2 separate regions of the Homo sapiens genome follow, and region 1 is linked to region 2. Evidence: chromatin loops called from intact Hi-C (ENCODE). Cell type or tissue: heart right ventricle. All regions are shown on one strand. Links, peaks and the distances in the headings refer to the core of each region. The heading gives the core; the rest is flanking DNA.

The links. Hi-C counts contacts between places; a loop is a spot of excess contacts. Peaks named below come from ENCODE experiments on the same cell type or tissue, not always from the same donor. Only the 100,000 strongest peaks of a DNase experiment are listed, where the experiment ranks them.
Region 1: it touches region 2 in a loop (2.2-fold over the local background); 17 of 110 quality-filtered maps call a loop at or near these places.

Annotation. Positions count from the first base shown.
Region 1 is chr1:112,958,051-112,968,557 of GRCh38, forward strand. It overlaps SLC16A1-AS1 (SLC16A1 antisense RNA 1), which reads left to right. Exons shown (of 3, transcript NR_103744.1): 2 at 2,427-2,525; 3 at 5,922-6,022. Among named protein-coding and RNA genes, the nearest start is that of SLC16A1-AS1, 6.9 kb to the left of the region's middle. In heart right ventricle, for the core only: no CTCF peak of the experiment used is centred there; no DNase peak of the experiment used is centred there; H3K27ac peaks cover 1,631 bases.
Region 2 is chr1:113,016,352-113,033,653 of GRCh38, forward strand. The region is part of intron 2 of LRIG2-DT (LRIG2 divergent transcript); the gene reads right to left. Among named protein-coding and RNA genes, the nearest start is that of LRIG2-DT, 48 kb to the right of the region's middle. RefSeq lists enhancers at 9,335-10,082, 10,083-10,829, 10,830-11,577, 11,578-12,323 and a silencer at 11,236-11,530. In heart right ventricle, for the core only: no CTCF peak of the experiment used is centred there; no DNase peak of the experiment used is centred there; H3K27ac peaks cover 2,229 bases.

The DNA.
Region 1 (10,507 bases), core at 2,508-10,507, 60 kb before region 2:
TCTTGCACTTACCAGCTCTGTGTCCTCAGGCAAGTCATTTTACCTTTCCAAGCCTCACTCCCAACTCTGTAAAACAAGGATAATACCTACCTCAGGGTTATTATGATAATAAAACTAGTATTTATTTCAGGCCGGCGTGGTGGCTCAACCCTGTAATCCCAGCACTTTGGGAGGCCGAGGTGGGTGGATCACTTGAGGCCAGGATTTTGAGACTAGCCTGGCCAACATGGTGAAACCCTGCCGATACTAAAAATACAAAAATTAGCCATGCGTAATGCATAGTACCAGCTACTCAGGAAGTTGAGACAGGAGAATTGTTTGAACCCGTGAGGCAGAGATTGCAGTGAGCCAAGATCTCATCATTGCACTCCAGCCTGGGCAATAGAGTGAGATTCCATCTCAAAAAAAAAAAAAAAAAAAGGTCCGGGTGCAGTGGCTCATGCCTGTAATCCCAGCACTTTGGGATGCCGAGGCGGATGGAGCACGAGGTCAGGAGTTCAAGACCAGCCTGGCTAATGTGGTGAAACCCTGTCTCTACTAAAAATACAAAAAGTAGCCAGGTGTGGTAGCATGTGCCTGTAGTCCCAGCTACTTGGGAGGCTGAGGTAGAAGAATCACTTGAACCTGGGAGGTGGAGGTTGCAGTGAGCCGAGATGGTGCCACTGCACTCCAGCCTGTCCAGCCTAGGCAACAGAGTGAGACTCCGTCTCAAAAAAAAAAAAAAATTAGTATTTATTTTGCAGTGTCTAGCATATAGAAAACATTACATGAGACCTAACCCTAAAGATTAACCCTAGATGCCCTTCCCTTGAATAGACCCTAAGGAGGCTCTGAGAGGGGCCCTAACAGTATGTTCAACAGGATCATACTTTCTGTTGTATTGCAGTTTTGTACTCCTATCCTTGAAGATAGACAGTCATCAAAATTATAGACACCTCAGGCCCTACAAAACCTGGATCTGCTTTAATAGATTTTAGTGTTGTGAAGACTTTGGAATCAGAAGACCTGGCCCCGGCCGGGCACGGTGGTTCACGCCTGTAATCTCAGCACTCTGGGAGGCTGAGGTGGGTGGATCACCTGAGGTCAGGAGTTCAAGATCAGCCTGGCCAACATGGCCAAACCCTGTCTCTACTAAAAAATGCAAAAAAAAAAAAAAAAAAAAAAATAGGCCTAGGCCGGGCACGGTGGCTCACGCCTGTAATCCCAGAACTTTGGTAGGCTAAGGCAGGTGGAACACCTGAGGTCAGGAGTTTGAGACCAGCCTGAGCAACATGGAGAAACCCTGTCTCTACTGAAAATACAAAATTAGCCGGGCGTGGTGGCGCATGCCTGTAATCCTGGGAGGTGGAGGTTGTGGTGAGCTGAAATCACGCCATTGCACTCCAGCCTGGTCAACAAGAGCAAAACTCCATCTAAATAAGTAAATAAATAAATAAATAAATAGGCCAGGGGCAGTGGCTCATGCCTGTAATCCCAGCACTTTGGGAGGCTGTGGCGGGCGGATCACGGGGTCAGGAGTTCGAGACCAGCCTGACCAACATGGTGAAACCCCGTCTCTACTAAAAATACAAAAATTAGCCTGGCGTGGTGGCATGCACCTGTAATCCCAGCTACTCAGGAGGCTGAGGTTGGAGAATCGCTTGAACCCAGGAGGCAGAGGTTGCAGTAAGCCGAGATGGTGGCACTGCACTCCAGCCTGGGTGACAGAGCGCAAAAAGAAAAAAAAAAAAAAAAAGATCTGGTCCCATAACTGCTATCTGTGTTATTCTGGGCAATTAATTCACTGAACTTCCCTGGGCTTTAGTTTCCTCGCCAGATAAATTAAAAATAATACCTACTAGCCTGAACTGTTGTGTTAATCAAATGAGATAGTATCTGCAGAAGTAATTGGTAAAACTTGGAAAGTGTTCTGTATTCATGAATTAATGTCATAATTTGTCTAAAGTAGATAAAAGGGAAAAATTAAAAGCAACTACCAGGCTCTTACCTGGAAAAATAGAAACACGGTGGGTGGGTGAGCTGGTGAAAATAATAAAATAATACAGGTAAAATCCTTGCTCTTCTGCCAGGTTTTTTTCCTGATTTGAGGCACACGACATTGAAGAAATGAACTAGGGAGCATAGGATGAGAAATCAGAGTGGAGAGGAAATTGGAGATCATCTAAGGCACTCCTGACTTTTTACAGAAATGGAAATTAAGGCCCAGGGATGCTAAAAGACTTGTCTGAGGCCTCCCATCTAATGATTGGCATGATCAGAAACTCCAGTTTCTTTAAGTATAAAGAACAAGTACAACCTTTAAGATAAAATATTTTGTCATGGGGGTCTTTCAGAATCATTACATCAGAACCAGAGAAGGCCTGGTACTCTCTACTGGCTTTTAGCTTTATCACAAAATTCTTAGGATTCACCTTTCTGTTTTAAAGGTTGATAGACTGGATGCTGCTATGGTAATCTGCCTCAGGAAAATGCCGGACTGTTGTTTGCAAGCTGGTTAAGTGAGCAAATCTTGGGAAGATTTCAAGGTAAGAGTTGTAACTTCGGAAGTTAGTGATGCAATAAGAAATGCAAATGCAAACTTCAAAAATTATGATATAGGTACTCTTTAAGCTGAGTAAGTTGCTCTATTGCGTTATCTGAAAAAAGAAAGATGAAATTACAGTGTGTTCTCTGGAATTCACCTACTTAACTTACATTCTTTCAGTTACTTCACCATTTCTGTGATGTAGTAGATAGGAAGGTGCTATTTTGCCCATTTTAGTAACAATAAACAATACAGGAAAGGATTCTTCTTTTAATTGACACATTGTAATTGTACATATTCTAGGTTACAGTTTTGGTGTTTCCATACATACAAATGTTGTATACTGATCAAATCAGGGTACTTAGCATATCTCTCACCTCATGCTATTTTGTAATATACAATACCTTATTGTTAACAGCAACCCTACTGTGCAATAAAACACCAGAACTTATTCTTCCAATCTAATTGTCACTTTGTACCTGTTGACCAACCTCTCCCTATCCTCCTTTCCTCTCTCCCCTTTCTAGTCTCAGATAACCACTGTTCTCTCTGCTTCTAAGATATAAACTCTTTCTTTAAAAAAAATTAGATTCCACAGATCATACAGTATTTATCTTTCTGTGTCTGGCTTATTTCACTTAACATAATGTCCTCCAGGTTTAACCGTATTTTCACAAATGGCAAGATTTCATGCTTTTTTACAGCTGTATAATATTCTGTAATCCATATGTACCACATTTTCTCTTTTTTTCCTTTTTCTTTTTCTTTTTTTTTTTTTTTTGAGACTGAGTCTCGCTGTGTTCCCCAGGCTGGAGTGCGGTGGTGCAATCTCAGCTTACTGCAACCTCCGCCTCCCAAATTCAAGCAATTCTTCTGCCTCAGCCTCCCAAGTAGCTGGGATTACAGGCGCCTGCCACCACGCCTGGCTAATTTTTGTATTTTTAGTAGAGACGGGGTTTCACCATATTACTCAGGCTGGTCTGGAACTCCTGACCTCAAGTGACCCACCCACCTCGGTCTCCCAAAGTGCTGGGATTACAGGCATGAGCCACCGTGCCCGGCCTCACATTTTCTTTATTCATTCATTCACTGTTAGATGTTTGGGTTGATTCCATATCTTGGTTATTGTAAATAGTGCTGCAGTAAACATAGGAGGGCAGATACCACTTCAATGTAACTGATTTCATTTCCTTTGAATATATAGCCACTAGTGGGACTCCTGGCTCACACAGTAGTTCTATTTTTAATTTTTTGAGGAAAAAATTTTCAACAAAGGTGCCAAGAACACACACTGGGGAAAAGATAGTCTCTTAAATAAACGTTGCTGGGAAAATTGGAAAGTCACATGCAGAAGAATAAGACTAGACCCTGTCTCCACCATATACACAAATCAACTCAAAATGGATTAAAGACTGTCTTCTATAGCTGCTGTACTAATTTGTAATTCCACCAAAAATGTGCAAGTGTTGTCTTTTCTCCACATCCTTGCCAACAGTTGTTTTTTTTGTTTTGTTTTGTTTTTTAAGACAGAGACAGAGTCTCACTGTGTCACTCAGGCTGGAGTGCAGTGGTGCAATCTCGGCTCATTGCAACCTCTGCTTCGTGGGTTCAAGCAATTCTCCTGCCTCAGCCTCCGAGTAGCTGGGACTATAGGCATGTGCCACCATACCTGGCTAATTTTTGTATTTTTAGTAGAGTCGGGGTTTCACTATGTTGGCCAGGCTGGCCTTGAATTCCTGACCTCAAGTTATCCACCTGCCTCAGCCTCCCAAAGTGCTGGGATTACAGGCATGAGCCACCACGCAGCCTGTCTGTTTGTTAATAGCCATTCTAACTAGAGTGAGATGATATCTCATTGTGATTTTGATTTGCATTTGCCTGATGATTAGGGATGTTGAGGATTTTTTCATGTAACTGTTGGCCAGGCTGGCCTTGAATTCCTGACCTCAAGTGATCCACCTGCCTCAGCCTCCCAAAGTGCTGGGATTACAGGCATGAGCCACCACGCAGCCTGTCTGTTTGTTAATAGCCATTCTAACTAGAGTGAGATGATATCTCATTGTGATTTTGATTTGCATTTGCCTGATGATTAGGGATGTTGAGCATTTTTTCATGTACCTGTTGGCCATTTGTATGTCTTCTTTTGAGAAATGCCTATTAAGGTCTTTTGCCCACTTTTAAATTAAGATAATTTGTTTTTCATTGTTGAATTAAGTTATTATATATTCTTCAGATATTAACTCCTTGTGAGATGTATAGTTTGCTTATATTTTCTTCCATTCTGTAGATTTTCTCTTCATTTTGTTGTTTCCTTTTTAAGTACAAAAGCTTTTCAGTTTGATGTAATCCCATTGGTCTATTTTTTGCTTTTGTTGTCTGTGCTTTGAGATCTCTTTTTAAAAACCCTTGCCCAACCCGGTGTTGCAAAGCATTTCCCTTATGTTTTCTTTTAGTAATTTCATAGTTTCAAGTTTTATATATAAGTCTTTAATCCATTTTGAGTTGATTTGTGTATATAGTGGAGACAGGGTCTAGTCTTAGTCTTCTGCATGTGACTTTCCAATTTTCCCAGCACCATTTATTGAAGAAACTGTCTTTTTCCCAGTGCATGTTCTTGGCACCTTTGTTGAAAAACAGTTGGCCATAGATGCATGAATTTATTTCTGGGTTCTTTATTCTCTTTCATTGGTCTCTGTGTTTGTGTTTATGCCAATACCATGCTGTTTTGGTTACTATAGCCTTGTAGTACATTTTGCAATCAAGTACTGTGATGCCTCAGCTTTGTTATTTTTGCTCAGGATTGATTTGCCTATTTGAGTCTTTTGTGGCTCCATGTGAATTTAATGATTGTCTTTTTTTTTTTTTTTTTTTTTTTGAGACGGAGTTTTGCTCTTGTTGCCCTGGCTGGAGTGCAATGGCACAATCTCGGCTCACCGCAGCCTCTGCCTCCCAGGTTCAAGTGATTCTCCTGCCTCACCCTCCCTAGTAGCTGGGATTACAGGCATGCGCCATCATGCCTGGCTAATTTTGTATTTTTAGTAGAGACAGGGTTTCTCCATGTTGGTCAGGCTGGTCTCGAACTCCCGATCTCAGGTGATCCGCCCTCCTCTGCCTCCCAAAGTGCTGGAATTACAGAGTGAGCCACCGCGCCTGGCTGTCTTTTTTATTTCTGTGAAATATATTATAGGTATTTGATAGAGATTATATTTAGTTTGTAGATCACTTTGGGTAGTATGAGTGTTTTAACAATACTAATTCTCCCATGAACATGAAACGTCTTTCCATTCATTTGTGTCTTCTTCAATTTCTTTCATCAAGGTTTTATAGTTTTTCAGTTTAGAGATCTTTAACCTCCTTGGTTAAGTTTATTCTTTTTTTTTTTTTTTTTTTTTTGCAGCACACCAACATGGCACATGTATACATATGTAACAAACCTGCACATTGTGCACATGTACCCTAAAACTTAAAGTGTAACAATAATAAAATTTTTTTAAAAAAGTTTATTCTTAAGTATCTTATTTTTGTGTAGTTATTGTAAATGGAATTATCTTCCTGATTTCTTTTAGGAAAGGATTCTTTTTAAACAATATTTTGTCATTAAGAACACTGCCCCCCCCTCATAATATATAATAATTTAATAGGGAATATGGAAAATGTGATTTGCTTTTGAACCATGTTTGAAAAAAGGTTTGCTAAACAAATACCTGGAGTAAAGAAGATAATGCCAATCCTAAAGACATTCTTTCTTTAAAGTTGAGAGCCCTCTCATTCAGAATATCATCATCTAATTTCAGGTTATATGTCAGGTGTAGTCCTACTGCTTTCAAAGGCCTATGTCTGGATCTAGGATGAATTTTGCCATTCTTTAAAGAAAGACTAACTCGGTATTCGTGAGATGCACTCTAAGCTCCTCCCTGACCTCCCCCGTTTCTCTTCAGCTCTCTTTGCTCTGTTTTGACCTATCACTTATCTTACCAGCTTGCACCAGTTTAGTATCCTAATCAGTTACTTCTCTGGCACTCTACTGACATGGCATGGCGCAGTCAAAATAGTTTGCTAGAAAACAAAATGTTTGCAATAAAAATGTCTTCAACATGACAAATAAGTCAAAAATTATTGTTTCCAACTGCTGGTTTTTTGTATGTTTAGTTATTCTGGTGGCCAGGGATTTGCTTTATTGCTTCTTTGGGCCTTTGAGAATTTTTTTGTGCACACACAGACACACACACACACACACATATATATATGTTTCTTAAGGAATCATATTGTACATACTGTTTCTTTCCACTAACACGGAATCTCACTCTGTCTGCCAGGCTGGAGTGCAGTGGCGAGATCTCAGCTCACTGCAACCTCGGCCTCCCGGGTTCAAGCGATTCTCCTGCCTCAGCCTCCCAAGTAGCTAGGCTTACAGGGGCGTGCCACCATGCCCGACTGATTTTTGTATTTTTAGTAGAGACAGGGTTTCACCATGTTGGCCAGGCTAGTCTTGAACCCCTGACCTCAGATCCACCCGCCTCGGCCTCCCAAATTGCTGGGATTACAGGCGTGAGCCACCACGCCTGGCCGCTGTTTACTACTTTTTAAATATTTGCAGGCTGGGCGTGGCAGCTCACGCCTGTAATCCCAGCACTTTGGAAGGCTGAGGCAGGTGGATCACGAGGTCGGGAGTTTCAGACCAGCCTGGCCAAAGTGGTGAAACCCCGTCTCTACTAAAAATACAAAAATTGGTGGCGGGTGCCTGTAATCCCAGCTACTCGGGAGGCTGAGGCAGAGAATTGCTTGAACCCGGGAGGCAGAGGTTGTAGTGAGCTGAGATGGCGCCACTGCATTCCAGCCTGGGCGACAGCGAGCCTTTGTCTCAAAAAATATATATATATATATATTTGCAATGGCTTGATAATATGAAACATTTACGTTGCTTCTTAATAATTATCTAAGAATTAATTTAGATTAAAAAGCACAAAAGTTTGAAACATACCTAAAATATTATGATAATCTGACAGTACTGCTTTAAAACTTTAAAGGTGGCAAAACAATCCATATGGAAAACAAGCAGCTGAGAATATTCCTTTTTGACCCATTTATCTTCAAATTCAATTTGTTTTCCTTTTTTTTTTTTTTTTTGAGATGGAGTCTTGCTCTGTCGCCCAGGCTGGAGTGCAGTGGCGCGATTTTGGCGCACTGCAAGCTCGGCCTCCCAGGTTCACGCCACTCTCCTGCCTCAGCCTCCTGAGTAGCTGGGACTACAGGCACCCACCACCACGTAGAGATGGAGTTTCACCATGTTAGCTAGGATGGTCTCGATCTCCTGACCTCGTGATCCTTCCACCTTGGCCTCCCAAAGTGCTGGGATTACAGGCGTGAGCCACTGCACCCGGCCAAATTAAATTTGTTTTTAACCAGATTACCTGAGGCTCAATCTATGTCATCCTAATTCCCACTCTGGTCTGATATGGCTTGACTCCTGTTCCTTGTTTTTGCTAGCCCAGGGGGATAGTTTTGACCTGTGCTCTTTGTAATGTACATCATCGCTATTTAGGATCTTTTCTAGGAAGCATTCTTTCTAGAGATGGTCCTATGTATTTGCCAGACCTGTTTTCTTCCTTGACCCCTAGCTACTAAAAGTCCTAACCCTGAGTAGCTTCCCCACCTCCCTCTTTTCCTCCCTCCCTTCCCTCCTTTCTTCCTTCCATCTCTAGTAAAGTATTTTAGGCAAATGGGATGGGGAGTTCAATAATAACAATAATAAATTGATGATAGCCAAGATTTCTGGGATACTTACCATATGCCAAGCATTGCTCTAAGCACTTTAGATGTAGTAACACTCATTAATTCCTCACAAAAATGCTATAAACTAGGAACTGTTACAATCCCCATTTTACAGACATATACAGATACAGAGAGGTTAAGTAGCTTCCCCAAGGTCACATAATCAGTATTGTCTCGAGTCATCAGAAAGTAGTCATCATGGCCGGGCAAGTTGTCTCACGCCTGTAATCCCAGCACTTTGGGAGGCCAAGGCAGATGGATCACGAGGTCAGGAGTTTGAGACCAGCCTGGCCAACATAGTGAAACCCTGTCTCTACTAAAAATACAAAAATTAGCCAGATGTGGTGGCAGGCACCTGTAGTCCCAGATACTTGGGAGGCTGAGGCAGGAGAATGGCTTGAACCTGGGAGGGAAGGTTTACAGTGAGCTGAGACCGCACCATCACACTCCAGCCTTGGCAACAGAGCAAGACTCTGCCTGAAAAAAAAAAAAAAAAGAAAGTAGTCATCATTTAGTTTTCACCAAAAATACACAAGTAGAAATTGTCATTTTTAGCTATTAATACCATAGGAGACTAATCCATAGAATTTAAGGCCATCTTGACTTAGAAAAACCCTGTTTTGGGTTCCTTTTATGTTAGTAGAGCAAAACAACCATTATGAAAGCATGTGCCATGAAAGGTGCCTTTGAAACCAGAGATTCACCACAGAGAACTACCCCTTGCTTATCTGAATTTGGGGTAGTTATCAGTCTCTAGTCAGCTAAGTTGGGGACAAAGATGATGGGACATGGTTTTGTTAGCAGCTTATCTATTTATTTATTTATTTATTTTTTGAGATGGAGTTTCACTCTTTCACCCAGGCTGGAGTGAAGTGGTGCAATCTCGGCTCACTGCAACGTCCGCCCCCTCGGTGGGTTCAAGCAATTCTCCTGTGTCAGCCTCCAAAGCAGCTGGGATTACAGGCGCATGCCACCACACCAGGCTGATTTTTGTATGTTTAGTAGAGATGGGATTTCACCATGTTGGCCAGGCTAGTCTTGAACTTCTGACCTCAGGTGATCCACCCACCTCAGCCTCCCAAAGTGCTGCAATTACAGGTGTGAGTCACCACGCCCAGCCAACTAACAGCTTAATTTTAAGGTCACCTATTTCTAGGAAGTTCTGGGTGTCCTGGTCCCCATATTCCATGCTATAAGATCATTCAGTGTGAGAACCTGGACTTTATAGCCCTCACCCAAAGCAGCAGCAGATAGTTGGAATTATTGGACAGCTGCACATCAAGCCTACTGTGATTCAGCTGAGGGGTGCATGCAGCGAAGGAGGCCTCTAACATCACAGTGACTGGCTTTGTGTATCCATCTGCCTGGGGATCCAGACCTGGGTGTTCTACCTGGACCTTCATACTGCTGCACTGGTGAGCAAGATGAGGCTTAAATAAAGCATACTATTCAATTTGTGGTGACCTCTGAGAACCCCAAATCTGCCATGAATCCCTGCACCACACAATACCTGTGACACCTGTGCCAAGGTGAGGTCCAGTAGCTACCAAACCTACTTCTGAGCTGCATATTAGAGTGAAGCCTTCCTCCCTACCCTCCCTCTGTCTTACCTTTTGCACAAATCATGGGTTCAGATGTTATACCTATTATTGCACTCTGATAAGTTTTTTTTTTTTTTTTTTTTGCAGTCATGGAATAAGGCCATACCCTGTGGGTAGGGTATAAAGGTTTCCCTCTATATAGTAGGTGTTCTTATTATCAGTCATTCAAAGAAAAAGAGAATCCTCACCAGAAAATCTTGGAACATAGAACAGATGGAAGGTGGCACTTCTGGATATGCCTTTTTACATCTGAACTTGGAAGAGTTAAGAATTGTTGAAGGCCCTTCTCACTGATCAGGGGAAATAGCTTCTGTCACAGAGCTGCCTACTCCAGGAGAACCAAAAATGAAAGTAAACACTCATATTTTGTAAGTCTGTTCCTCAACTTCCATCAATCAAGTTTAATCTAAATCAAGGATTCAAACTGAGAAGCATTTAAGGACCAAGAAAAAGTTAATTAGCCCAGTATAAGTCAACAAGAAATGGTAAGCAGTATGGAGGAAAAGAAGTGCCACACCCTTCTAGGCATCCAAATTCAAGCATTTACAATGTACTTCATGAAGCAGTACCCTATACAGCACTAATAACAGCCCAAACTTGCTTGACATTT
Region 2 (17,302 bases), core at 3,831-11,830:
TCCAAAAAGGCTATAACACTTCATATTTCAGTAGCAGCACATGAAAATACCCCTTGCCCCCATCCCTGCAGCAATAGGTGTTATAGTGTATTCAGTAGCCATTCTAACAAAAACTGTGAAAGAAAATCAAAAGAAACTACTTCAACATAATAAAAACTATTTACCCCAAATGAAAAGCAACTATGATACTAACTGGCAAAATGTTAAAATTCTTTTATTCAAAATCAGGAACTACACAGGAGTTTTTAGTTAAGGCCAGGTGCGGTGGTGGTTCACACCTGTAATCCCAGCACTTTGGGAGGCCGAGGCGGGTGGATCACGAGGTCAGGAGATTGAGACCATCCTGGCTAACACGGTGAAACCCTGTCTCTACTAAAAATACAAAAAATTAGCCAGGCATGGTGGTGGGTGCCTGTAGTACCAGCTATTCGGGAGGCTGAGGCAGGAGAATGGCGTGAACCTGGGAGGCGGAGCTTGCAGTGAGCTGAGATTGCGCCATTGCACTCCAACCTGGGCGACACAGCAAGACTCCATCTCAAAAAAAAAAAAAAAAAGAGTTTTTAGTTAAATAAATCTCCCAAGTCTATTTCACTCTTAACTTTAAAATTAACATATAATAGGCCAGGCACCGTGGCTTACACCTGTAATCCCAGCACTTTGGGAGGCCCAGGTGGGCAGATCACCTGAGGTCAGGAGTTCGAGACCAGCCTGGCCAACATGGTGAAACCTCGTCTCTACTAAAAATACGAAATTAGCCGAGTGTGGTGGCACATGCCTGTAATCACAGCTACTTGGGAGGCTGAGGCAAAAGAATCACTTGAACCTGGGAGGTGGAGGTTGCAGTGAGCTGAGATCACACCATGGCACTCCAGTCTGGGCAATAAGAGCAAAACTCCATCTAAAAAAAATAATTAATTAATTAACATAATACACATATAAAATGTGCACAAATCCTAAGTGCACACATCAATGATCAATGAATTTTTGCAAAGCAAACATATTTATATAACTACCACATAGGTCAAGAAAGTTATTACCAGCACTTCAGAAGCCTAACTCATGCCCCCTTCCTCCTTCCTATAGAGAACCAGTCCTGACTTTTAACACCACTGAATAGTTTTGCCTGGATTGGAAACATACATACATGTGGCATCATGCAATCTATACTCCTTTGTGTGTGTTTGGTTTATTTCTTTCAACATTTTCTTTGTGAAGTTTCTTCATGTTTCTGATAGCAGTAGTTCACTCACTTTCATTGCTGTACGATAGTTTATTGCTTGAATAATATACCACAATTCAATGTCCATTCTGTTGTTGATGAACTTTCAGGTCCTTCTGAATCTGAAACCCATCATCCAATATGTTAGCCATCAATACTCCCAGCTTTGTGTCATCAGAAATTTGGATGATCACAACATTTCTGATACAAATCATTGACTTTTAACTGTTTGACAGGACCAGACAGACTTGTATCAGCCAACTAGAGATCTCCCTTCAGGTTAACCTTAATACTAATAAATATTATTTGGACAAAATTTAGTTAGCTAAAACTGTAGCTATCTGTAGTATCATTCAATGTACCTTTCTGCATTTCAGAGGCCGAGATAGGAGATTCACTTGAAGCCAGGAGTTTGAGACCAGCCTGGACAACCTAGTAAGACCTCATCTCCACAAAAAATTTTAAAAATTAGCCAGGTGTTGTGGTACATGCCTGTAGTCTTAGCTACTTGGGAGGCTGTGGCAGGAGAATCACTTGAGCCCAGGAGTTTGAGGCTACAGTGAGCTATGGTCACACCTCCACATTCCAGCCTGGGCAACAGAGCAAGATCGCATCTTTAAAAAAAAAAACAAAAAACAGGCCAGGCACAGTGGCTCACGCCTGTAATCCCAGTATTTTGGGAGGCCGAGGCAGGCAGATCACAAGTTCAAGAGTTTGAGACCAGCCTGGCCAATATAGTGAAACCCTGTCTCTACTAAAAATACAAAAAAAAAATTAGCCGGTCGTGGTGGTGCATGGCTGTAATCCCAGCTACTTGGGAGGGTGAGGCAGGAAAATTGCTTGAACATGGGAGGCGGAGGTTGCAGTAAGCTGAGATCATGCCACTGCACCCCAGCCTGGGTGACAGAGCAAGACTCCATCTCAAAAAAAAAAGCAAAAAAAGGCTGGGTGCGGTGGCTCACGCCTGTAATCCCAGCACTTTGGGAGGCCGAGGTGGGCGGATCATGAGGTCAGGAGATCGAGACCACCCTGGCTAACACGGTGAAACCCTGTCTCTACTAAAAATACAAAAAATTAGCCGGGCATGGTGGCGAGCACCTGTAGTCCTAGCTACTCGGGAGGCTGAGGCAGGAGAATGGCGTGAACCCGGGAGGCGGAGCTTGCAGTGAGCCGAGATCACACCACTGCATTCCAGCCTGGGCGACAGAGCGAGACTCTGTCTCAAAAAAAAAAAAAAAAAAAAAAGCAAAAGAACCATAAGTATTTGTGGAGGTCTACTGAGTTCTAGGTACTGAGTGGGGTTAGAGAAGTGGAAAAAACAGACCACACCGAGACTCTCACGAAATTTACATTCTAGTTGATGAGATAGATGTAAATAAAAATTCAGGTCATTTTATGAGGAAAGTGAAATGGAGCAACACTAAACAGAATAATGAGGAGAAAGGCACACAACTTCTGAAGGCACTAGCCATGTGAAGACTGGGAGTATACCATTCCAGGCAGGGGAACAGCAAGCACAAAGTCCTTGAGGAAGGGATGGGCTTAAAAAAACAAGGAGGGCAGTGTACCTAGAGCAAAATGTGAACAAAGGCAAGTAGAGGAAAGGTAGACAGAAACTAGATTATGTAAGGTCTTGAAATTCTTTTATTTACTCACTTACTTTTTTAGAGATGGGGTCTCCCTGTGTCACCTGGGCTAGGGTACAGTGGCTATTCACAGGAGCAATCATAGCACACTGCAGCCTGGAACTCTGAAGCTCAAACAATCCTCACCCCTCAGCTTCCCAATAGCTGAGACTACAGACTCACACAATGTGCTTGGCAAGGCCTTTTATTCTAAATGCAGTGGTGAGATGGACAAGAGATGTACCATCCATATCCTCCTTTAAGGAAGGACTTGATGCCCAGATGTAAAGAGTGTAGTCACCAAACAGCCCTTTCAGAATCTGCCCCAGACACAGAGAGCCCCACTGCTTAAGGATATACCCTTCTTAGAGCAGATCGCTTCTAGAGACTAAGTGAGCAGGGTTATAAAGCCCCAGCTATTTTAACCTAACAATTCTGACGGATAATACTCGTTTTTCAGAGCTCCTTGATAGGTTGGCCAAGGCTATTTTTGGTCTGCATCACTGATTTCTTCCTCAGTCCAACTCAGATTTCTCTTTCTTCCTTGTCACAGATGTTAAACCTTAATAACATGTTGAATCCCAAACTCCACCTCTGCATCTGTGACAAACTTAACCTGTGACAAATGGGAAGCCATAAAAGGATTTTTTTTTTTTTTTTTTTTGAGACAGAGTTTCACTCTTGTTGCTCAGGCTGGAGTGCAATGGCATGATCTCAATCTTGGCTCACCGCAACCTCCGCCTCCCAGGTTCAAGTGATTCTCCTGCCTCAGCCTCCCTAGTAGCCTGCCTAGTAATAGGCATGTGCCACCATGCCCGGCTAATTTTGTATTTTTAGTAGAGACAGGGTTTCTCCATGTTGATCAGGCTGGTCTTGAACTCCTGACCTCAGGTGATCCACTCACCTTGGCCTCCCAAAGTGCTGGGATTACAGGCGTGAGCCACCGCGCCCGGCTGCCATTGAAGGATTTTTAAGCAAAGAATTCAAATGGCCTGATTTACATTTTAGATCACTCTAGCTGCTGTATAGAGGATGGACTGTGGGAAATAAAAGTGAAAACAAGACCAGTAGCAGTAGCCCAGGGGAGATGGTGGTGATTTGATCTAGGGAGGAGAAAGTGGGAAGTGGATGGATTTGGGATATAATTTGGTTGTAGAAGTGATAACTGCGCGGTGGCTCACGCCTGTAATCCCAGCACTTTAGGAGGCCGAGGCAGGCGGATCACCTGAGGTCAGGAGTTCGAGACCAGCCTGGCTAACATGGTGAAACCCCGTCTCTACTAAAAATACAAAAAATTAGCCAGGCGTGATGGCGGGCGCCTGTAGTCCCACCTACTCGGGAGGCTGAGGCAGGAGAATGGTGTGAACCAGGAGGCAGAGCTTGCAGTGAGCCTAGATAGCGCCACTGCACTCCAGCCTGGGTGACAGAGCGAGACTCCATCTCAAAAAAAAAAAAAAAAAGTGATAACTGGTTCATCCCAACCATTTTTATCAGTTACCTTGCAGAAAACAAATTTAGTGTGTTGAAGGAAACCAAAATATTTCTCGCTAAAATACTGGGGATTTTAGTTTAAAAGCTTAAAACACATGGGCACACTGCCCTTCCTAACTCTGCCTTCATCCGCTCAGAAACAGCTCAGCGGTGCCAGAGGATCCAGGAGCAGACTTTACTCTTCCCATTAATTTACCTTCCCACATTTTCCTGCCTTTTGGAAGCCTAAAGATACTCTTCTTTGTTTCAGCACTTCGTAAGATTCATGGCTCTGGCCAAGTACGGTGGCTCACGCCTGTAATCCCAGCACTTTGGGAGGCCTAGGCAGGTGGATTGCTTGAGGCCAGGAGCTCGAAACCAGCCTGTCCAACATGGCACTACCCTGTCTCTACTAAAAATACAAAAATCAGCCGGGCGTGGTGGCACACGCCTGTAACCCCAGCTACTCGGGAGGCTGAGGCGCAATAATCGCTTGAACCCAGGAGGCGAGGTTGCAGTGAGCCGAGATCATGCCACTGCACTCCAGCCTGGGCGACAGAGCAAGACTCTGTCAAAAAAAAAAAAAAAAAAAATTCATGGTTCTTTGTTAAAATACTATTTAAACAAGGTCCCTAAGCCACTGCCTGGAGAGAGAAATACTTTTGAACTGAGGCCTCTCCCACTTGATGGGTACAGCATGTTAATAAACTTGTTTTTCTTTTGTTAATCTGACGCTTGTTTTCAAGTGTCTCAACTAAGAACCTAAAAAGGGTAAAAAAAGAAATGATGTTTTCTCTCCAACAGTGTGTTTTTATTTCTTTCATCTACCTGTCCAGTAATCATTTTAAAAAAGAAAATAGCATTAGTTACTGCCTGTGTGATGTGGCCCCTGCTTATCTGCACTCTCCCTCCTGTTTACTGTTCCAGCCACCTCAGCTTTTTCTCTGTTCCTCTAGCATGGCAAGCTTATTCCTGCCTCATGACTCTTTCGCATGGTGTTTTCAGATTTTCTCTGTAGCACTCTGCACGCATTGTCCACCTAAATTCTATTCATCCCTCAGGTAGCAGTTTAAATACTGTGTCCCCACAGAGGATTTCTCTAGCACTGCCTCCTCTCCCAGTGAAGCTAGTTCCTGTAATTATGGGCTCACATAAATCCCTGGGTTTTCTTTTTTGGCACTTATCACAAGCTGTAATTATACCATACGTTTTATTATTTGTCTTCCTCACCAGAGTTCCACAAGGGGCAGGAATGTGCCTGTTTTGTTTTCTGCTTCATCCCTTGTGTCTTGCACAGTAACTATAACTCAGAATTTGCGCAACAAATATTTGCTGAATGAAAGAACTTGCCCGTAGCGGCCCCTTGTTAGTGCCTAGAGTCAATTTCTTTACATGCTCGTAAAACATCTTTTGATAATCCATGCCAAAATGTTCTAGAGATCATTGAAAATTTTCCTACTAGTTTTCAGAATGTAATTTTTTTCCACCTGGGGAACTTTTTTTTTTTTTTTTTTTTTTTTTTTTTTTGAGATGGAGCCTCCACCGTGTCTCTACTAAAAATACAAAAAATCTCTCACTGAGTCTCACTCTGTCACCCAGGCTGGAGTGCAGTGTCAAGATCTTGGCTCACTGCAACCTCCACCTCCCAGATTGAAGCAATTCTCCTGCCTCAGCCTCCCAAGTAGCTGGGTCTACAGGTGCCAGCCACCAGGCCCGGCTAAGTTTTTGTATTATTAGTAGAGACGGGGTTTCACCATGTTGGCCAGGCTGGTCTCGAACTCCTGACCTCGTGATCCATCCGCCTTGGCCTCCCAAAGTGCTGGGATTACAGGTGTGAGCCACCGTGCCCAGCCTGAGAACATTTTTTAAAATAAAGTTTGATTATTGTATTGTATACATATATATATATATATATATATATATATATATATATATATATATATATATTTTTTTTTTTTTTTTTTTTTTTTTTTTTTTGAGATGGAGTCTTGCTTTTGCCACCGTCCAGGCTGGAGTACAGTGGCACGATCCCGGCTCATTGCAACCTCCACCTTCTTGGTTCAAGGGATTCTCCTGCCTCAGCCTCCCAAGTAGCTGTGATTTCAGGTCCCGCCACCACGCCCAGCTAATTTTCAAATTTTTAGTAGAGATGGGGTTTCACCATGTTGGTCAGGCTGGTCTCAAATTCCTGACCTCAGGTGATCCACCCAGCTCGGCCTCCCAAAATGCTAGGATTACAGGCGTGAGCCACCACACCCAGCCTATATGGATGTAATTTTAAGGTAATACCAAATATTTATAACAACAACAAAACCCTACTCTATTCCACAGTCTTACTCTCTAGATATGCAACTACTTAAGCTAAGCAGGTTTGGTCAATCTCTATCTTTAAAGGAAGTCTTTTTTCATACTTAAAAAATCAAAGACATTTTACCCTCTGACCCTTTCCCCACTGTCAATAATTTCAATAGTATTTCCATTTGCGGTTTGCAACACCATTGGCAATTTCTTTCAGTATCTTTTAGTATTGGGGACTAGAAATTTTACTTTTTAAAAATTTATTTATTTCTTATTTTTTATTTTTCTTTTTTTTTTGGTAGAGATGGTGCCTCTCCATGTTACCCAGGCTGGTCTGAAACTCCTGGTCTCCCAAAGTACTGGGATTATAGGCGTGAGCCACCACACCTAGCCTAAATTTTAATTGTTTTAAAAGTAGCAGAATATCTCTTATTATCTCACCTCAATGGTGTTACATTTCTTTTCTTTTCTCTTTTTTTTTTTTGAGACAGGGTCTTGCTCTGTTGCCCAGGCTGGAGTGTAGTGGCACATTCGTAGCCTCAGCCTCCTAGGCTCAAGGGATACTCCTGCATCAGCCTCTTGAGACTACAGGTAAGTGTTCCCATGTTGAGACAGGGTTTCACCATGTTGGCCAGGCTGGTCTCAAATTCCTGACCTCAAGTAATCCACCGGCCTCGGCCTCCCAAAGTGCTGGGATTACAAGTGTGAGCCACCATGCTTGGCCTGATTTCAGGATTTTAAATGTGATATGTTTCCCCACAAGCCCCACATTTTCCAGAAGAGCTAGCTTGACACAAACTAAATTTTGCTCATGGGTGAAATGTAAAGAATTTATAATCAGCCGGGTGCAGTGGCTCACGCCTGTAATCCCGGCACTTTGGGAGGCTGAGGCGGGCGGATCATGAGGTCAGGAGATCGAGACCAGCCTGGCCAACATGGTGAAACACTGTCTCTACTAAAAATACAAAAATTAGCTGGGTGTGGTGGCATATGCCTGTAATCCCAGCTACTCAGGAGGCTGAGGCAGGAGAACTGCTTGAACCGAGGAGGTGGAGGTTGCGGTGAGCCAAGATTATGCCATTGCACTCCAGCCTGGGCAACAAGAGTGAAACTCTGTCTCAGAAAAAAAAAAAAAAAAAAGAATTTATAATCAAGCAGCTTCCTCCCCTCCCCAATGCCCTGCCACTGATCCCTTATGAACATTATTTAGGAAGACCCTTTGCCTCTACTTGTTTTTTAAAAAGTGAAATAACAGAAAGTGAAGAGGTTTTCTCAGGATGTTAGCAATTCTCCACTGTTAAGCAGGTCTTCTCTAGGTTTACAACAGAAATAGCTAAGGAGGCAGAGCTCACACCTACTTTGTCTATCTTTCTAATACTGAACAAAACCTTTACTCAATTTTGCTGCTTTCTAATGATTCTGTCCTATTTCTACTCTTTTTTGGCAAACTCCTCTAGCAAATTATCTGCGCAGTTATCGTCACCTCTTAATGTCAAATAACAAATAATTTGGTTTTAGTCTCTATTGAAATATAATTAAGGGCCATTATCTACTCCTGAATAGCCACATTAAAATGCCTCTTCTCAGTCTTTACTGAGTTCCCTATTGAGTTTGTTATTGCAAACCACTCTATTAAGGAATGGTTTTTCTTCTCTTTATAATTAAAGAAAATTACATGAACAGTATAGCAACATTAATACAGCTCTAGATAAAAGACAGAAAAAGTCACCCACAATGTCACTACCCATCCAAAAGTAAACATTTTTTAAAAGTTGTTGTTGTTGTTTGAGACAGAGTTTCGTCTTGTTGCCCAGGCTGGAGTGCAGTGGCGCAATCTCTGCTTACCACAACCTCCATCTCCTGGGTTAAAGCGATTCTCCTGCCTCAGCCTCCTGAATACCTGGGATTACAGGCATGTGCCACCACACCTGGCTAATTTTGTATTTTTAGTAGCGACAGAGCTTCTCCAACTTGGTCAGGCTGGTCTCAAACTCCTGACCTCAGGTGATCCGCCCTCCTCGGCCTCCCAAAGTGCTAGGATTACAGGCATGAGCCACCGCGCCTGGCCAAAAAATTATGTTTATAGGACACTAGTGGCTGGGTGCGGTGGCTTAGCCTGGCCAGCATGGTGAAACCCTGTCTCTACTTAAAATACAAAAACTTAGTCAGGCATGGTGGCGTGCACCTGTAATCCCAGCTACTCAGAAGGCTGAGGCAGGAGAATTGCTTGAACCTGGGAGGCAGAGGTGGCAGTGAGCCGTGATCGTGCCACTGTACTCCAGCCTGGGCGACAGAGTGAGACTCCATCTAAAAAAAAAAATTCTTCACATTTCACCCATGAGCAAAATCTAGTTTGTGTTAAGCTAGCTCTTCTGGAAAATGTGGGGCTGGTGGGGAAATGTATTATATTTAAAATCCTGAAATCAGGCCGAGCACAGTGGCTCACGCCCAGGTAGGTGGATCACCTGAGGTTAGGAGTTTGAGACCAGCCTGACCAACATAGTGAAACCCTGTCTCTATTAAAAATACAAAATTAGGCCGGGCGCGGTGGCTCACGCCTGTAATCCCAGCGCTTTGGGAAGCCAAAGCAGATGGATCACCTGAGTTCGGGAGTTCGGGACCAGCCTGACCAACATGAAGAAACCCCATCTGTACTAAAAATACAAAAATCAGCCGGGCATGGTGGCGCATGCCTGTCATCCTAGCTACTCGGGAAGCTGAGGCAGGAGAATCGCTTGAACCTGGGAGGCAGAGGTTGCGGTGAGCTGAGATCATGCCATTGCACTCTAGCCTGGGCAACAAGAGGGAAACTCCGTATCAAAACAAAAAGGCTGAGTGTGGTGGCACATGCCTGTAATCCCAGCTATTTGAGAGGCTGAGGCAGGAGAATCGCTTGAACCCAGGAGGCAGAGGTTGCAGTGAGCTGAGATCGCGCCTTTGCACTCCAGCCTGGGCAACAAGAATGAGACTCCATCTCAAAATAAAATAAATAAATAAAATAAAATCCTGAAATCAGTTAAGCCTTAGTGAGGGTCTCTTAGGGCCTCCCCAGATGGGCGTATGTTTTCAGGAAGAAAGTAGAGAGAACAAAAATGACAAGGGGGCCGGGCACGGGGGCTCATGCCTGTAATCCTAGCATTTTGGGAGGCCGAGACGGGTGGATCACCTGAGGTCAGGAGTTCAAGACCATCCTGGCCAACGTGGTAAAACCCCATCTCTACTAAAAATACAAAAATTAGCTGAGCATGGTGGCATGCACCTGTAATCCCAGCTACTTGGGAGGCTGAGGCACGAGAATTGCTTGAACCGTGGAGGTGGAGGTTGCAGTGAACCAAGATTGCACCATTGCACTCCAGCCTGGGCGACAGAGCGAGACTCCGTCTCAAAAAAAAAAGACAAGGGAAAATAATGATTAGGTTGATGAACAGAAAGGCCCTTAGGCAAAATTATGCTTTTCCTATGTAGTTCTGGAAGTAATGTCCTCCTCTTAGTTTAGCAGAAAGGATTACCTCTCACTGGCAGAATTTCTTGCTAGGTAGAAAGGGAAGGTAGAAGCAAGCCAGTGGAGATGTATTTTTACAATGCATTGGATCTTTCCGCACTTCTCAGATCACACTATGTAAAGAGTACCCTCTTCCAACACATAGAACACTCTTTATTTAGGCCAAATCAAGATTTCTGGATACTCTATAATGGTCAGGCTGGATAAACGGTTAGGGAGGGAAGGAAAGGGACTTTTCACATCATATCTGTTATATCTTTTAAATTTTGTATTATGATCATGTGTCATTTATTGAAACAGTAAGTTGTTACTTTAAAGACTCAATTAAGGCTGAGTAGTGAAATTTAAGATTTAGTTTTTTGGTCAGCATAGCCTCCAGTATTTATTTCTTTCCTTGCCCAACTTGTTCATCCGCTTTGTGATTTTGTACTGTGGAGTTTTAGTTTAGAGACCTCTCCCTGCAAGTGATACCCCCAACCGAAGTTATCAAATCTAATCTAAACAGATCAATTTATGCGTGACATTTCATTTTCTTCCATAAGCTCTGTTTCCCACCAGCAAACAAAACATCTTGTTAAAACAGAGACTGTCCACTTCAAGCTTCAGATGAGAATTACAGTCAGATTCCAGCCCTGCTATTTACTAGCTACGTGACCTTCTGCAGGGCATGTTACCGCTCTGGGATTGGGTTTCCTCATGTGGGGCTGTAGAAGGTGCACTCAATTTACTAGATAGAGGTCAAAGGATGTACTTCAACTTCTGGCTCTGCCACTTTGTTGCTGTGCGACCTTGGACATGCTGCTTGGCCTGTAAGCTTCCGTTTCTATAAAATAGGGATAACGCTTCCTTCCAGGGAGGTTTTGAAAGTGGGATGAGGGATCTAAGATGCCTAGGACACATGAGTGCTTAAGCCATGTTAGTGTCTTCTCCTTTCTCTTCACCTGTTTCTTTCTGGGCTGTTTTTGTTTGTTTGCTTTTACTTTATAAAATAAGAACAGTGAACTACCTATTATGCAGATCTCCTGCCTTTCATAATGCTTTATAAACTGTGAAGCAGAAAGCAGAATGTGTGGTTGTTTGGGCACCAGGAGGACAAAGGTCCCCAGGCTTTGAATTTCTCTGACCTCTCTAAATTGTGTTTGAATTCCAGAGAAGAGCTCTGTTTTTCTAGGTGAGAATTAGGCAAGCTTTTCCTGGAGCTCACCCCAGTCAGCACCCTGAGGGCTGAGGGCTGAGGGCTGAGGGCTTCCCTTCCACAAGACCTCCCTGTCTTTGTGAGGCTCAGCATCACAAAGCCACCTGGGGAGTCAAGGGTAGGTATTGTTCTTCAGAGACACCTGGATGCTGGCTCACTCCCTGAGGAGGAGGGAAAGCTGCTCTGGCCTTTGAAACATTGTATTGAAAACTCACACACAGAAGCCAAAACTGACAAGGATGATAAGCTGCTAATATGCTAATAATAATAATAATGAACTATGCCTGTTCTTCACATACTGTGCTCTGAGAGAGGTTAAAATGCCTTTAGGCCAGTACTTTGATTTTTTTTTTTTTTTTGAGATGAAGTCTCAAAAAAGCTCCGTCACCCAGGCTGGAGTGCAGTGGCATGATTTCGGCTCACTGCAACCTCCGCCTCCCAGGTTCAAGCGATTCTCCCACGTCAGCCTCCCGAGTAGCTGGGACTACAAGCACACGCCACCATGCCTGGCTAATTTTTTGTATTTTTAGTAGAGATGGGGTTTCACCATGTTGGCCAGGCTGGTCTCCAACTCCTGACCTCAGGTGATGCACCTGCCTCGGCCTTCCAAAGTGCTAGGATTACAGGCACAAGCCACAGTGCCCGGCTAGGTAGAAGTTTAGAAGAGTTCATTAAGACTCTGCCACTCGGTGGATTTGTAACATGTATTAAACATTAACCCTCTCTGGGCCTGAGTTTCTCTATCTTAAGATGAGGAAAATTGGTGAAATAATACCTAACACACTTCCTAGCTCTAACTAACTTTGCTAGGCCAGATGCTTACAAATTGAAATTCTTTGATGTCAACCCTGTCTTATTCCTTGGACAAAGGGGAAGAGAAGAAAGGTCTTAGTTTTTACAACGCAACCAGCATGTATCAGGCATTATATGAGGGACTTTATGTACACTAATGTATACACTGATTTCTAGCACAGCATTGCTTTGTTAATTTGACAAATGATCTTCTAAAAGGGTGGGCACGTGTGCCAAGGGTACTATCACAAGGTTCTCTAATTTTAATCTTATCAAGGAAACAAGTAATCAAAAGACAGAAATGGGAGGCAGAATTAGTACATAATTTTAAATTTGCATTGGTGTGATACTATACTAGACACTGGAAATAAGGTAATCACAGTTAACCTACTAAACAGATATTTTACTTGATAGCAATAGAGAATACATAATATGTCTAAATCAAGTATCCTGTATAAATCACAGGTGAGCTATTTCTCAACACATTATTTGTTTCCTTCCTTCTCTACTTAAAAAAATTATACACATAATTCATAAATCATTCTCATTATAAAAGGGTCAACAACATAGAGCAAAGACTTAGGGGTCATTCTCTACTCAGCCTTCCTTTCAGCCCCCAGCCCCTTACCTCACTCTCTCACCACCCAATCCCCTTAACAGAGAACCACAATGATGTATATTCCAAGTCACTTTCAAGTTAAATTTCATTATTGGTATCCTTACATTTTCCTTTAAGAAAAAAGAAACTCTGGGCCAGGTGCGGTGGCTCACGCCTGTAATCCCAACACTTTGGGAGGCCGAGGAGGCTGGATCACGAGGTCAAGAGATTGAGACCATCCTGGCCAACATAGTGAAACCCCATCTCTACTAAAAATACAAAAATTAGCTGGGCGTGGTGGTGCACACTGTAGTCCCAGCTACTCGGGAGGCTGACACAGGAGAATTGCTCGAACCCAGGAGGCAGAGGTTGCAGTGAGCCGAGATCTCGACACTGCACTCCATCCTGGCAACAGAGCGAGACTCCGTCTCAAAAAAAAAAAAAAAAGAAAAACTCTGAAAAGGGTAAGGAGGAAGTGGGATTCAGTAACCTACAAAGCATTTAGGCAGGACGCTTTTCAAAATGCAGTTGGCAGAAATGGAAGTTGAACTGAGTGTGGTTTCCAGTACAGGGCATCTGGCCACCTTCACCTCAGTAAATACTGCTGATCGACTCTCTCTGGCTCTGGCTGTCCTGCCAGAGACAGCCAAACACAGGAGACATGACAAATTACTATCATCTTTTGCTTCTTTATTTTTATTATTATTATTTTTCTTTTTGTGGAGAACAGCGTCTTGCTGTATTGCCCAGCCTGATCTCAAACTCCTGGGCTGAAGCTGTTCTCCTGCCTCTGCCTACCCAAGTGCTGGGGTTACAGGTGTGAGCCACTGCACTCGACCTTTATTTTTATTCTGTATACTCATCAGTCCCCTTGTGCCCTGATAATGGCTAGAAATAGGAGTTTCTCTTATATACAGTAGCAGGGACACACTTTCTCTCCTTCTCTTTCCTTTCTAAAGGACAATGTCAAGGACATGTCCAGGACAGGTCAGAGAATGTTATATCAGAGATACTGCTGCTATATTTACCCCCACTTGCCTTTCAAGCAAAGCAATTTATATGATTAAAAACAAAACAAAACAAAACAAAAAACAGCAGAGGCAAACTGTCCTGGGTATCTTCAGAGAAGAAAAACATTGAATTTTAAAGCTATATTTTACTTTGCAGTAAATTTTTCTGGGGGCTAAATTTCCTTCTTCTCTTTGTTTTTACTTTTTAAAATTCTCTTAGGAGAGAGTTAAAGAGATGTATTAGCCGGGTGCAGTGGCTCGTGCCTGTAATCCCAGCACTTTGGGAGGCCGAGGCGGTGGGGAGGGATCACCTGAGGTCAGGAGTTCAAGACCAGCGTGGCCAATATAATGAAACCCCGACTCTACAAAAATACAAAAATTACCCAGGCATGATGGCGGGTACCTGTAATCCCTGCTACTTGGGTGGCTGAGGCGGGAGAATCACTTGAACCCAGGAGGCAGAGGTTGCAGTGAGCCAAGATCGTGCCACTGCACTCCAGCCTGGGCAACAGAGCAAGACTCTGTCTCAAAAAACAAAACGAACTGTAACCCCAGTCAGCAAATAAGAGTTCCAAATTTTAGATAGAGAATGCTGAGAAAATTAGGAGGGTGTTAGGGGAAGCTTTAAAGGAGAGAGTGGTATTTGAGACGGGAGGGGGCAAGAAGACATTCCAGATAGAATAAAGAAAGGTGCAGAAGAGCAACCATTCAAGATGTGCTTAGGGAACAGTGACTACACCAATCTGACACATGTCAGGGAACAATGGGGTGATAAGTTGGGCTCACATTTGGAGAGGCTAAAAAGTCTGTACTTAATTCCATAGATAATTCCATAGAGTGTCTGATATTTTCGTTGAGAAATGACATGATTAAAGTAGTGCTTTAGGGCAATTAATATGGCAACTGCCCGGGTGGTGGGGACAGATTGGAGGGATAAAAGATCTAGGTGCTTCAATGCAGGTGATAGCAGAGCATAACAAAGTCTTCCTACCTCCGCATCAAATGCAGCTCAAGGGAGAACTTCCCACCTAGCACTTACATATTCAATATTTATACTTAACCAATTATGTTTTTAGTTGGTCTTCTTTCTTTTCCAAGCCTGACTCGTGACTCCCGTAATATTAGAGTGAGCTTCCTGAGAACGGGCCCTTAATTGTTCTTTTCCTCTTCCTCCCTTTGTAACAGAGGCCCAAATTCCCTCCACACTGTGTCCAGCCTAGTAGTGAACCTCACTCAGGAGGAACAAACTGACACACAACTTCTGGGTGGGGGCCCAGCCTACACTTTCCTTCTGCTTTGGTTTCAGGCATTTTTGACAACATCTAAAACATCCAATTAATTCAGAGGGTGAAAAAAAAGGAATTGGCAGGCAGGTGGGGATGAACAGATGTGCCTGTGTCATAGTGAAAGACAGATTTGAGTTATGGTCCGTTAAAAAAATTTGTGACATTCATTGAGAAGTTATTGTATGTCAAGCATCTTGTAGTTCAAATGTATTATCTCATTCATCTAGTTGGCAAGCCTATGAGATAGTTTCTATTATTTTACAAATGAGAAAACTGATGCACAGAGAAGTTCAATAATTTGTTAATTATTAATAGCAAGTGGCAGAGTCAAGATTTGAACTATGTCTCTTTACTATTAAAAGTCCATTATTTTGGCCAGGTGCGGTGGCTCATGCCTATAATCTCAGCACTTTGGGAAGGCAGAGGCGGGCAGATTACCTGAGGTCAGGAGTTCCAGATCAGGCTGGCCAACATGGTGAAACCCCAACTCTATTAAAAATACAAAAAGTAGCCGGGCATGGTGGCATGCACCTGTAGTCCCAGCTACTCGGGAGGCTGAAGCAGGAGAATCACTTGAGCTCGGGAGGCAGAGGTTGCAGTGAGCCAAGATCACGCCACTGCACTCCAGGCTGGTTGACAGAGTGAGACTCTGTCTCAAAAAAAGAAAAAAGTCCATTATTTTAACCACCGTAGACTACTGATTCTACATTAGAGACCTAGATATCAAGGCCAGTGTATCTTCAATTCTTTAATCCATACCCTTCTCCTGAAACGCAACAGCACTGTTGCCTGAGTGTTTGTTGAAGAGGTTTATTTCTTTGGTTTAAGACTTTGTTCCCAGAGATTAAATTGCAGATCCCTAACCTTCTCACTACTAAGTAGCTCTTAGGAGTGGATCTCAAAGCTTGAAAAGATTTTAGCCTGCCAGACAAATATCATTAATTAATCCCTTTTCCCTTAAGACAGCCAGGCCTACCACACTACCTTGATGGGTTTCTGGACAAAAAAAAAAAAAAAAAGCAAAGGTAGCATAAATATAATTGATGATTTCTATTAGACTTCTTTGGAAAGGAGAAAACAACTCTTACACCTTCATTAACACCTCCATGGAGCCTCCAGGTTAGTGGTAGTAGGGGTTCAGGACTTACATTAGAAATCCCTGTTTTGACCTTTTCTGTTAGAATGCTTGACTGCCTGGCATTTTCCTATTAATACTAGGATTTTTTTTTCTTTTTTTTTTTGAGACAGAGTTTCTTTCTTGTCGCCCAGGCTGGAGTGCAATGGCATGATCTCAGCTCTCTGCAACCTCCGCATCCTGGGTTCAAGTGATTCTCCTGCCTTAGCCTCCCAAGTAGCTGGGATTACAGGCGCCTGCCACCATGCTTGGCCAATTTTTTGTATTTTTAGTAGAGACGGGGTTTCACCATGTTGGCCAGGCTGGTCTCAAACTCCTGACCTTAGGTGATCCACCCACCTCGGCCTCCCAAGGTGCTGGGATTACAGGCGTGAGCCACCGAGCCTGGCCCTTTTTTTTTTTTTAACTTATCCTATCTCATATATAACAATCCAAGAAATATTAATAGCTATCAGTTAGAATGTGTTTTAAAAAACACTTCCGCTGGCCCAGTGGCTCACGCCTGTAATCCTAGCACTTTGAGAGGCCGAGGTGGGCAGATCATGAGGTCAGGAGTTCCAGACCAGCATGGCCATCATGGTGAAACCCAGTCTCTACTAAAATACAAAAATTAGCTGCGTATGATGTCAGGTGCCTGTACTCCCAGCTACTCGGGAGGCTGAGACAGGAGAATCACTTGAACCTGGGAGATAGTGGCTGCAGTGAGCCAAGATTGCGCCATTGGACTCCAGCCTGGGTGACAGAGCAAGACTCCATCTCAAAAAAAAAAAAAAAAAAAAGAAAAGGAAACATAGGCTGGGCACGGTGGCTCACGCCTGTAATCCCAATACTTTGGGAGGCTGAGGCGGGTGGATCACCTGAGGTCGGGAGTTGGAGACCAGCCTGGCCAACACAGTGAAATCCCATTTCTACTAAAAATACAAAAATTAGCTGGGCATGGTGGCGCACACCTGTAATCTCAGCTACTCGGGAGGCTGATGCAGGAGAATCACTTGAACCCAGGAGGTAGAGGTTGCAGTGACTTGTGATCACGCCACTGCACTCCAGCCTAGGTGACTGAGGGAGACTCCCTCTAATAAAAAAAAAAAAGGATTTAATAAACAAATGAGAAGTGATAGGAGATTTTAGCAGATACCTATTCTGCTCTGCTGTGGTGGAGCCTAGCCTTAGGA